2 separate regions of the Homo sapiens genome follow, and region 2 is linked to region 1. Evidence: read pairs that join two places in POLR2A ChIA-PET (ENCODE). Cell type or tissue: A673. All regions are shown on one strand. Each heading gives the region's core, and the rest is flanking DNA. Links, peaks and the distances in the headings are about the cores only. Region 1 has its middle 64 kb from the start of SALRNA1. Region 2 overlaps PPM1A (protein phosphatase, Mg2+/Mn2+ dependent 1A).

Region 1 (5,391 bases), core at 209-5,208:
CCAAATCCTTCTGCATAGCTTTCTCTCTCAAGTCACACACTAAGCTACATTTTCCCCCTCATCTCTTTTACTTAACTGCTCCTCAAAACACTGCCCACCTCTCTTTCATCCTCTTTCTGCTGCCTTTTAGTTGAGTCTTTTCTTCAAGAGAAGCTTATGCTGCCACTTTGGTAAATCATTCTGCTCCCTTTTCTCTTCCTTAATTTTGGAGCTTTACCTATTAGCCCTGGCAACACATAAAATCATCCATGTGCAGTCACAGAATTGTCCTCAAAAGGCAACTGAGGGAGACACCATGGATAGAGACATTTGAAAATTTCCCCCCATGTATTGGGGTACTGTAGAGAAGTAGACTGAATAGGATATATATATATATCTATATATATATCTCTCTCTATATATATCTATATATATATCTCTCTCTATATATATCTCTATATATATATCTATATATATATATATCTCCTATGTGTGCATATATATTTACATATTTACATATACATAATATATATTCACATAAAGAGATTGATTATGAGGAATTAGCTCAAGTGATTATGAAGGCTAAGACAAACTGAGATCTGTGGCCAGTACACTGGAGGCCCAGGAGAGCTGATTTTGTAGTTCCAGTGCAAATACCAGCATGCTCAAGATCCAAGAAGAGTCGATGTTTCAATTTGAGTCTGAAGGCAGGAATAAAATGATGTCCCAGCTTGCAGGCAGTTAGGGAGGAAGAATTCCCCCTTATTCACTTCAGGGTCAGCCTTTTTGTTCTATTCAGGCCTTCAGTGGGTTAGATGAGACCCACTCCTGTTGGGAAGGCTGGTCTGCTTTACTCAGTTTACTGATTCAAATGTTAATCTCCGGCTGGGCGCGGTGGCTCACACCTATAATCCTAGCACTTTGCAAGGCCGAGGCGGGCGGATCACTTGAGGCCAGGAGTTCAAAACCAGCCTGGCCAATGTGGTGAAACCCCGCCTCTACTAAAAATACAAAAAAATTAGCAGGCCTGGTGGGTGCCTGTAATCCCAGCTACTTGGGAGGCTGAGGCAGGAGAATTGCTTGAACCCAGGTGGCGGAAGTTGCAGTGAGCTGAGATCGTGCCATCGCACTGCAGCCTGGGTGACAGAGCGAGACTCCATCTCACAAAAACAAACAAACAAACAAACAAATGTTAATCTCATCCAGAAACACCCTCACAGACATACACCTAGAATCAGTTTGACCAAATGTCTGGGCCCCCTGTGGACCAGTCAAATTAACACGTAAAATTAACCATCATTCCTCATCACATTTGCCTGTCTCACACAGTTCTTTATAATATGGGCCAGCTTTCTAGGCTCATTTCTTCTCATTTCCTTTCCCTCCTTTCTTGCTCCTTTCACAGCAGGCTATCTGTTCCCATGTCCTGCAGTAGACTCTTGCCTTGCAACTTCTCTCCCCTTCAAACACTGTGTGGCTTTAAGATTTAGCTGAAATGTCACTTCCTCTGTGAAGTGTTCCTTGACTCCTCCCCATTAGACAGAATTGCTGTCTCTTTTCTGCATCACCAGCATTCTGTGTGACTCTCAGTCATGTACTGATCATAGATGCCTTGTGTTTTATTTATGTCTGTGTCTGTGTCTGACATGTTTGTGTTCTCTGAGTGATCTCCTAACAGTTGAGAATGTGGTCGAAGTGGTTAGAAGGATAAATGTCATATATGCATAGAAATGACATCAATAATTATATTTGGTAGGCCAACAACTAGTTTCTCTTCATCTATAAAGACACTTTAGTTGGACTTAGTTTAGTTTTTAAGTAGAAATGTTAGTAATAATACACATGGCTAAAACATAAAGTCCTTATTAACATGTTGGGTAGTACTCTATAAATGTTTTGCATATATGACTTTATTTAATCATCACATTAACACTATGAAGTAAGTCATAATAACCCCACTGTACACATGAGAACACTGAGGTAGAGAGGAGTAACATAGCTTAGCAAGGTCACAAAGCATGTAGGTGTGGAACAGGAGTTTGTACCCAGGCATAAGTGTGTAATACCCATATGGTCAATGGGGAGAGGCAGAGGTCTGTGAAGTTCCCGGGAGGAAAGCTGCACATCTATGCCCTATGCCATCTATTATACAGAGTCTTGGTTCCTCATACCCCTACATAGCATAGCATTCTTTTTTTTTTTTTTTTTTGAGATGGATCTTGCTCTGTCATCCAGGCTGGAGTGCAGTGATGTGATCTCGGCTTGCTGAACCTCTCCCTCCTGGATTCAAGTTATTCTCCTGCCTCAGCCTCCTGAGTAGCTGGGATTATAGGCATGTGCCATCACGCCTGGCTAATTTTTGTATTTTTAGTAGAGATGGGCCATGTTGGCCAGGCTGGTCTGAAACTCCTGACCTCAGGTGATCCACACTACTCAGCCTCCCAAAGTGCTGGGGTTATAGGCATTAGCCACTGCACCCAGCTTTTCTTTGTACTGTTGCTCAACAACAAAGGTGTTTCTTCATTCCTTTTCTCCTCCATTTTCTCTCCTTAGAAATGCTGCTATTATGACACAACTCTTTCTGGAAAAGCACCATCAGGAACCACATGCATTCCCAGCCTGGTTTTTGTTACCAGATCTGCTTTCCACGTATGCTTCTCACAGTGAGCGTGAAGTTATGGTGACTGGCCTGTGACTCTGCTTGGTGGTTGGTGCTGCCAACCTAGGGATTAAACAATAAAGAGCCAATTGTATATTTCAGGGTTATTATACCATTTAATCAGGATTTTAAAAAATTGTATAGAGTAATGGAATCTGTAAATGTATTTATAATTAATGCTACCTTTATTTCAATGAAGTAAAAAAAATTGTGTGAATTATCGAGGGAGAAATATCTTAATTTTTCCTCTCTAGGAATGAGCAATTTTCCATCCAGAGTCTCCCTTCCCCGAACAGAAAGAAAAAAAATCACTATAATTTTCTGTTAGAAAAAAATGGGAATTAGTTAATTCAATATATTTCTATACTAAAAACTAAATAAAAACAAAATAATTAAACAGTAGGATATTACCCGCATTACCATACATAAATAACTTTAGTGTTTTTAAGTTTCATACATGGCAATGTAACTAAAAACTGCTGAAATGAAGTAAATATTCTTATAATTTAATTCCCTTCTTAGGAATATTCTTACCAGAATCTTGTAAAATGTACTATTGTACCGATGGCCAGGACATTTACCTTGGAGGAAAATGATCGTCAGTATCTAAGTAGCTGCTGCCTATAAATCATGGTATTTTTAGAGAAAAATCACAGTTCTTTCACATTTTTTGATTAGCAAATGAGATTAACGAAAATAACTTCACCTCTCACAAAGCTCTTTTGATAGAAGAGTGCATAAATTGAGCATTTAAATGTAAGAATGTGGGAGTTTTCAAGAGGATTCCTTGGTACCAGGCCTATCCATATGCGGCAGTGTTTGGAGCCAAGAAGCGGAATGTGTTGTGAAAGTTTTGCTTTGTGGGACCATCATGGCTTTGAGTAGCAAGTCACCTATTATGAAACAGCTTGGGGAAGGCTTCCAGAGAAAATATGAGAAATCTGCTATGCATTTAGAAATGCTCTTTTTCAGACATGGAAGGGACATTACTTGCAAAACTAAAATATTTTGGAAGAGAAATCATTGGCTCATATCCACTTAATTAGGACGTTTCAAGAGTCCTTACCCTGGTTGGCATAGAGAATAACTTCTATTTCACATTAGCCTGATATCCCAACCAAAAAAAATTTTTTTCTTCTGCTTTTTAAATTATTTTTTGGTGACTTAACTTGTCAATTCAGACTATTTTGAAAAATTAAAAATTGAAGCTGTCAAATTGGAATAAGTTTCTGGGGCCAAATTTAGATCGACCTTGGGCAAGTCATTTACCTTTTTGGGTCTGGGATTTTTTTTTCTCCCTGCTGTGTTTAAATAAGTTGGACTGGATCTCAGATTTGCTGGACTGGTAAAAGCAGATGTGTCCTTGGCTATAGGAGTAGAAGGTGATGTAGTAATTTCAAGTGCTTTAACTATTAAAGACTTGCTTTCTTAACCAGAAAGTTAGGATGGTGATATGTATTTGTTAAGAATTTGATCATGGAATGAACAATGATAGATGTGCAAATTATTACTTCTTTGTGCGTTTCTTTTCTCAAAGATCATAGGTACAAGCCTGCCTCTAATTATATGTCATTTAGATGTGGCAATTTCATTAGAGGATGTCAAGGTGTTTTGCAAACATTAGTTAAGACTTAAATCTCCCTGTGAGTGATTATGATTGTTTTCCTGGCACATAGAGCAACAAACTGAGACACAAAACACTTCAGAATCTTCCCAAGATTACCTTCCTGAACACTGCCATTAAGAACCACATGGACTGTTTGTAAGTTACTTGCTCTAACCTGCAGCACTATATAGTCACTTGGTAGAAGTCAACTAAGGAATTTTTGAAAGAAGGCCAGTCAGCCTTGGTGCCATTGGCTAAAGTTCTCAGACATGTCGAAATGCGTGTCTTCTATGCAGAAGTGGAGGCAATCCCATCAAAGTGAGGGAGGGACAGTTACCATGAGACTGACTGGCTCTGTCTTCTTTTCAGAAGCTGAAGGCTTCATTCCCACCTGGCACCTGGCACCTGGGTAGATTCTATGGCATTAGGTGGAGTTCGTAAAGGCAGTGTTTCTGAAGAATGGAGATGCCCTCCAAGGTATTACTGTGGATACACTGGAGGGTCCAGGGTCTAAGGGAGCAGGCTAAGGGTTGGATAAATGGTAACTATGCTGCCTAATTTCACTCTTCACAAAAGCACAAGAGATAGACGTCACCCTGGAGAGTGCTGTAGTAATCCCTAAATGCCTTATAGGATTACTGAACCCTACTTTTACAGGTTCTTTCTGTTGTTCTTTTTTTCTTTCTTTCTTTTTTAAGAGATGGTGTTCCTCTAAGTTGTCTAGACTGACCTCGAACTCCTGGGCTCAAGCAATCCTCCCACTTCAGCCTCCTAAGTAACTGGGACTACAGTTGCATGCCACTGGCCCTGCATCACTGGTTCTTAATACGGGAAGATTTTGCTTTTATGACTGTCCACTTGGTGTCATGTGGAGAAATGGCTGACAGACAAAAAAATACTAGTTGCAGTAGAATTTATTTATTCATTTCTCTTCTTTCATTGCCTTACTCCTAGACCACTGCCTCATTGGTTTTCTCATTTTCAGTTATTCCTTTTTCAGTCCATCCTGTGCATAACAGCCAAATAAGTTTATAAAGCACTGCTTTCTGTGGCACATCTCCTAAAAGTCTCCTATGGCTCTTCATTGTACAACAATATCAACAATAACAGCAACACAACAGCAACTAATATTAGCCAAGCCTTCAAT
Region 2 (5,391 bases), core at 91-5,090, 280 kb after region 1:
TTATATACGCATTTTCCTGGGTAAATAAGTCCCTAGGATTCATCAGTCTCAAAACGCCTGTGACCCCAAAAGGTTAAGAAGCATTGCTAAAATGATTTTGTGTCATTCACTGTACCTAATTAGGATATAACTAATTTTGTTCCGCAGCTACCCGATCTCTTACATCAATCTAACTTACTTTAGATAGTACCATACAAATGCACGTTACTAAATAGTCTTATACTGGATCAGGAGGACTATGTAAAAGAAAAAGAAAAACTCTAAACAACTTTTCTAAACATTTAGTTTAATGAGAAAACCATTAGTTGAAAACTGGGTTTTGGAGCAATGAAAAGAAATGAAGGGTTGGGTTTTCTAGTGAAGAAACATTGCATTAATTCTTCTCAGTTGTTTCTATGCTGAAGAATCAGTAACTTATTAATTTCCTTGCTGGAAAAATCAAATTATCTGAAGCAGCAAAGGTTCATTCTTGTTGGTTTATGTGACACAATAGTTCTTATAAATTTACAGCCACGTACAAGGAAGACTTTCCTATGGCTTTTAAAACAATTAAGAGTAATCCTTCCCTACCTATCCCACTGCCATTTCCCCATTCCTCCATCTCCCAAGTTTTCTCATTTTCAGCCCGGTTTAACACAGTATTAGCTGGCCTTGATGAAGTAACACACTAAGCTTTCTTGCTCAAGAAAATGGAATTGGCCTGTTTCTGTTTGAAAAAAAGAGAAAACACCAAGAGGAAAGTAGAGGAAACAAGGGCAATATTTCGTGCAGGATAAGGAAGAAAAAAAGTCCACTTTGTTGTTATATCAACTTAATCTTTTTTCTCCATCTCATAAAAATATAAGTTGTCAACTGTAATTTCAATACCATCTAAGTTTTTCTAATTAGCACTCCTACCTGCTAGTAATATAAATAGGAAAACAGTGAGAGCAGAAGCCACTATCTTAACATACAGAACAATCGAAAGGGAAAGAATCTGTGAACAAAATTAGAAAACGTTCATTTGACAATGAATTGGAACCAATGCCTCTCATCATTTCTATTGAGCATTTTGACTATCAGTAATAACAAACATTTAACTGAGACTTATTATTCTGATCAACAAAACAATACAGTATTATACATTTTGAAAATGTATTCTTAAATATTTCAAGCATATTCCAAGGAAATATACAATTTAAAACATATACAAACCAAAACACATGGCACATAATTGAAGGAAGTAAGAGCAAATTAGGCTTCTAAAATTTTGAACTCTAAAGAAGGCTTCCTAATGCCTAAAAGAAAAACTAGAAGACTAGATACTCAAAAAATGGTAATCTCACCAGCAGTTTCTGTGAGCAAAAGTATATAAAACTCTTTAAGGTCCCTTAGAAGAAAAACCTCAAATGAGAAACAATTATATACTAAGATATTTACACATCTTTTCTAATACCAAATCCTAATACAATACTGTACAAACAGCTGAGTTTGAACTAAAAGTATATACCATGAAATTCAAAATTAAAACAAAACGAAAAATGGAGAAAAAAAGCAGTACCCAATTTCATCAGTTCTTTCAGAAATCACAAGTTGAACTCCAAATGAGTTTGTCCAGTAAAGATGGGCAGTGAAATTATTTTAAAATATTAAAACACATAGTAATAATTTGGCTAAAATTTGATATTAACACTGGCAGTGTGTTACAAAAACACAGAGTTCTACTTAAGATAAATTTAGCTAGAGATATTTACATTTTTAAATGCCTTAAACTCAAACCCCACCTACATTTCCATGGCTGGATAATTTTCAGAAATCTACTACCTATTCCTCTGAGTTACTGCTGTCAGCAGGAAGAATAAAGGCCGTTGGATAAATGCAATCAAGGATACTGAATGGGCTTAAGCCTCTTCAGTCCAATTTTATTCTTATGCTAAGCAAAATTTTCTTCTGAATTACTCTTTAACTTTAGAGAGAAGAAAATAAACTGGAGAACAGTTTTCAGGTGAGTAAAGGAAGTATAAACAAGGTCTTTAGGGCAGGGGCCTGCCTTGATCAGCTAAGTACCTGGTAGATAGCAGGTGGGCAATAGATATATATATATATTTTTTGATGAGTGATCCAGTTATAATACTAACATACACTAGATTATAAATTGTCCAGATGTAAACTTGAAGCCAAGGATCTACTCATTTCTTTACAGTCCCAATGTGCTTAGCCTAGAACAGTGTTTTACCAATAATACTCGAAACATTTTGTAAAAAAACTGAGTTATTAGCTGGGTTAATATATAGTCCTATGAATGATCACTAAAAGTACTGCTGTAATTCAGATTACTTGAATTACATAACTAATTTATTACTTAATCCAAATTTCTTAATGTTGAGATTAGTATAAAAAATTAAGTGGCTAGAGCAGTTGCATTAAGTACTCTAGAAGCAAGTTAATGCACTATAAAGTAAAAATATGTTTGAGATACTTCCAAAGCTGAATTAAGTTATCACTTTGATTTTTTAAAGTATATGCTAATATTGAGAACTGCTTCTATTGTCTATAAAAGTATATTCCCAAGAAAGTGGAAATTAGGAGATTCTACCCTGTTAATGAAAGAAAGATCAGTGAAATTTTTTAATGTTAGGGTAAAACAGAGCCTGCTATACAAAATGTTATTTCCTATTCATAGCAGCAAATAAGACATTTAAATGATAAAAGTATATTTTGAGTACTATATTATCATCACATAAGAACTTTTTCCCTCCAAAGAACAGAACACATCAAACATTTTTGAGGCATTGCCCTGAGATGCTAATTAGCACAAAAAAAGGGGATGGGGGTGAAGAATTTAAGTGGTACAAGAATGAAGTGCACAATAGAGGTGCAAAAGTGCCTTTAAAAAGTATGGTTGGTTTCCCCCCACTATTACCTCCAGGAATCAGGAACACACACAGTCTGCTGTTATAATGTATACTTCCTTCCTGTATTTTTATAGTAAAAAAATTATTAGTATGGCAGTGCTGACTCATGTGGAAAAGATTTAGTCTTCTCACATCACTCAAATACGGTTCTCTCTCGTGTCCAAGCCTAATTTCAATACTAATAATTTTGACAGGAATATTTTAATTTTCTCTTGTTTAAAGACTCAAAAAAAAAAGGCTCTAAATATGCTGTTATGGTTTGAAATACAGCTTTCCATCACATACTCTACTTGTGACTTAAGTTTTGCATCTCAAAAGATTACACAGTCCAGTTCAAAGTTTTGCAATTTCTGGAACTAAAGTTGTCAGTCTACTTAAAATATTAAGGAACTGGTTTGTTATAATAGGGATTTAGCTTTCAGTACCAGTATGTCTGGTAATTAGTCTATACTAGAAGCACTGGTATTCATTAAATGCACATTTAGATGCTTGCAAAGCCATAACTTAGAACATTATCATACTTCGCACTCTACCACAGATTTAGACATTAAGTATTTATTGTAAGTATGGAATTGGTTCTGTAATTTCAACTGATATGAATTTCTAAATATAAATAGTACTTCAGTTTTTCCTCATTCATGCTGGAATAAGATATAAATTAAATACAATTAAGTTACATTTAATCACCTCACAAAATAAGAGGGATAATGAAAAGATTTTGCTGGTATTTAACTACTTAAATCTGAGACATTTCACATTACTTTCCCCACTACTCCCCTAACTTTACATTAATTTTAAGGCTATATATACAAATATGTATATTTCCAAGTTAGGGAAAAAACAAATATAACAAAATGGACTATACTGGTTTTTATACACAAAATTTTGATTTTGTATTCAATGTTGTATTTTAGTCTTACATTTCAACAGTTTTCTAGTGGGAATCTGCCTACTGAATGATTACATGGTGATAAATACAATATTCAACCTAAAGAGACAAAAATACAGAAGGGCACGGAACAGTAATCTTTTCAATGCGACAGATTTTAAAACTTACTTTCACATGCTTAATCAGAGGAATTTAAGCCTAAATTAAATTAGGTTATTTTTATATCTACAATTCCTTAAGCTTTGAAAGTTATTTGTAAAGGCCAACAGCTAAATATTATCAACATGCTATATTTCAAATCACAAATACATCTTAACCACTTGGATTCTAAAGACATGGGCCAATTAAAAATCACAGGCAAACACACACTCACAAACACACACACACACACCCCTACCATAGAGTGTTAGATTGTCAAACTTTGACAATAAATATTTTAATTAAACAGTAGGCAAATCCAAGCTGATACACATCTTAATGAAAAATAAGCAGCCTGAAAGAAACCTATTTAAAAAATAGATTAAGGTACAACCAAGAATTAAATCTTTTAGTCTTTCTAATGGAAGGAAAGTTTCATCTATGCCTTGAGTGACAGTGTTGTCCAATTAAAAGAGACTAACATCTTTCCCTATGAGAAACGTCTCATTACAACGGCACAGTGTTTTAAAAGGCCAGGGTAAAAGAGGAATTACACATACATGATTAAGTTTCTTGTTTGTTAAATCAAGCTTTATTGATAAAATGGAATTCAGAATATCTTACTAGGAACAGCAGCAGGCCCAGCCAATCATGATAGCAAAAATGTGGCAGTTTCCTACTATATGTAGGAAGCTGCTGCTTATCAATTAGTAATTAAATGTAAGGACTTGAAAAGAGGTGCAAAGAAACAAGGCATTTAGCCCCAAGATTGAGATTCTTATGAATACACTGTATTATTACCTGCAATACTCATGGAAACAACGAAGGAACATCCTGAAAGACAGTTAAATGAAGGGACTGGCTTTATCAACAATGCCAACTCCCCTACCAAGAACATTTAAGATAGTTTTCAATAACTCCTTGGATGTTCAGCTTTGTAAGATTTTGAGGTTATTTTCCATAATCATCTGCACATTTGAGCGTGTAGCTGACATGGCTGCTGCTCTCCCTGTTCCAACCCCAAGTCCAAACACAACATGACTTGAAAGGGCTATATATCTGTTGCATCACACAATAAGCCAAACATTTCTTGTAACTTTGATAGTGATTTAAAGCAGTTCATAATTAAATATGAGCATTTTGTACAAGGACAATTACACTTTACAAAAAAACAAAATCATACAACAAAAATTGCTGGAGTCTGATTTACAACACGAATTATGGTTTGAAATCACGCTTACATAAGTCTCAAATTTACAAAAAAAAAAAAAAAAATCAGTTCTGGGCTAGCTGTTGTACTGCTGAAGTTCTCTGATGTAATCATTCTCACCCATGTCATATCCCCTTCCTTAAAGTTGAGGATGGATGTTAAAAGTTTCAACAAAGTTGAGCTGTACTCTCCTTTGGAGGTGAAGGTAAACTCCATGGCTAGATGAGCAGTTTTACCACATATCATCTGTTGATGTAGAG

The links. Peaks named below come from ENCODE experiments on the same cell type or tissue, not always from the same donor. Only the 100,000 strongest peaks of a DNase experiment are listed, where the experiment ranks them.
Region 2: POLR2A ChIA-PET joins it to region 1 with 9 read pairs; 2 of 35 experiments call an interaction of 5 or more read pairs at or near these places.

Annotation. Positions count from the first base shown.
Region 1 is chr14:60,572,434-60,577,824 of GRCh38, reverse strand. No RefSeq gene overlaps it. Among named protein-coding and RNA genes, the nearest start is that of SALRNA1, 64 kb to the left of the region's middle. In A673, for the core only: no CTCF peak of the experiment used is centred there; no DNase peak of the experiment used is centred there.
Region 2 is chr14:60,292,455-60,297,845 of GRCh38, reverse strand. It overlaps PPM1A (protein phosphatase, Mg2+/Mn2+ dependent 1A), which reads right to left. Exons shown (of 6, transcript NM_021003.5): 6 at 1-5,391. The coding sequence ends at 5,364. Among named protein-coding and RNA genes, the nearest start is that of LINC02322, 28 kb to the left of the region's middle. In A673, for the core only: no CTCF peak of the experiment used is centred there; a DNase peak (open chromatin) is centred at 2,935; H3K27ac peaks cover 1,687 bases.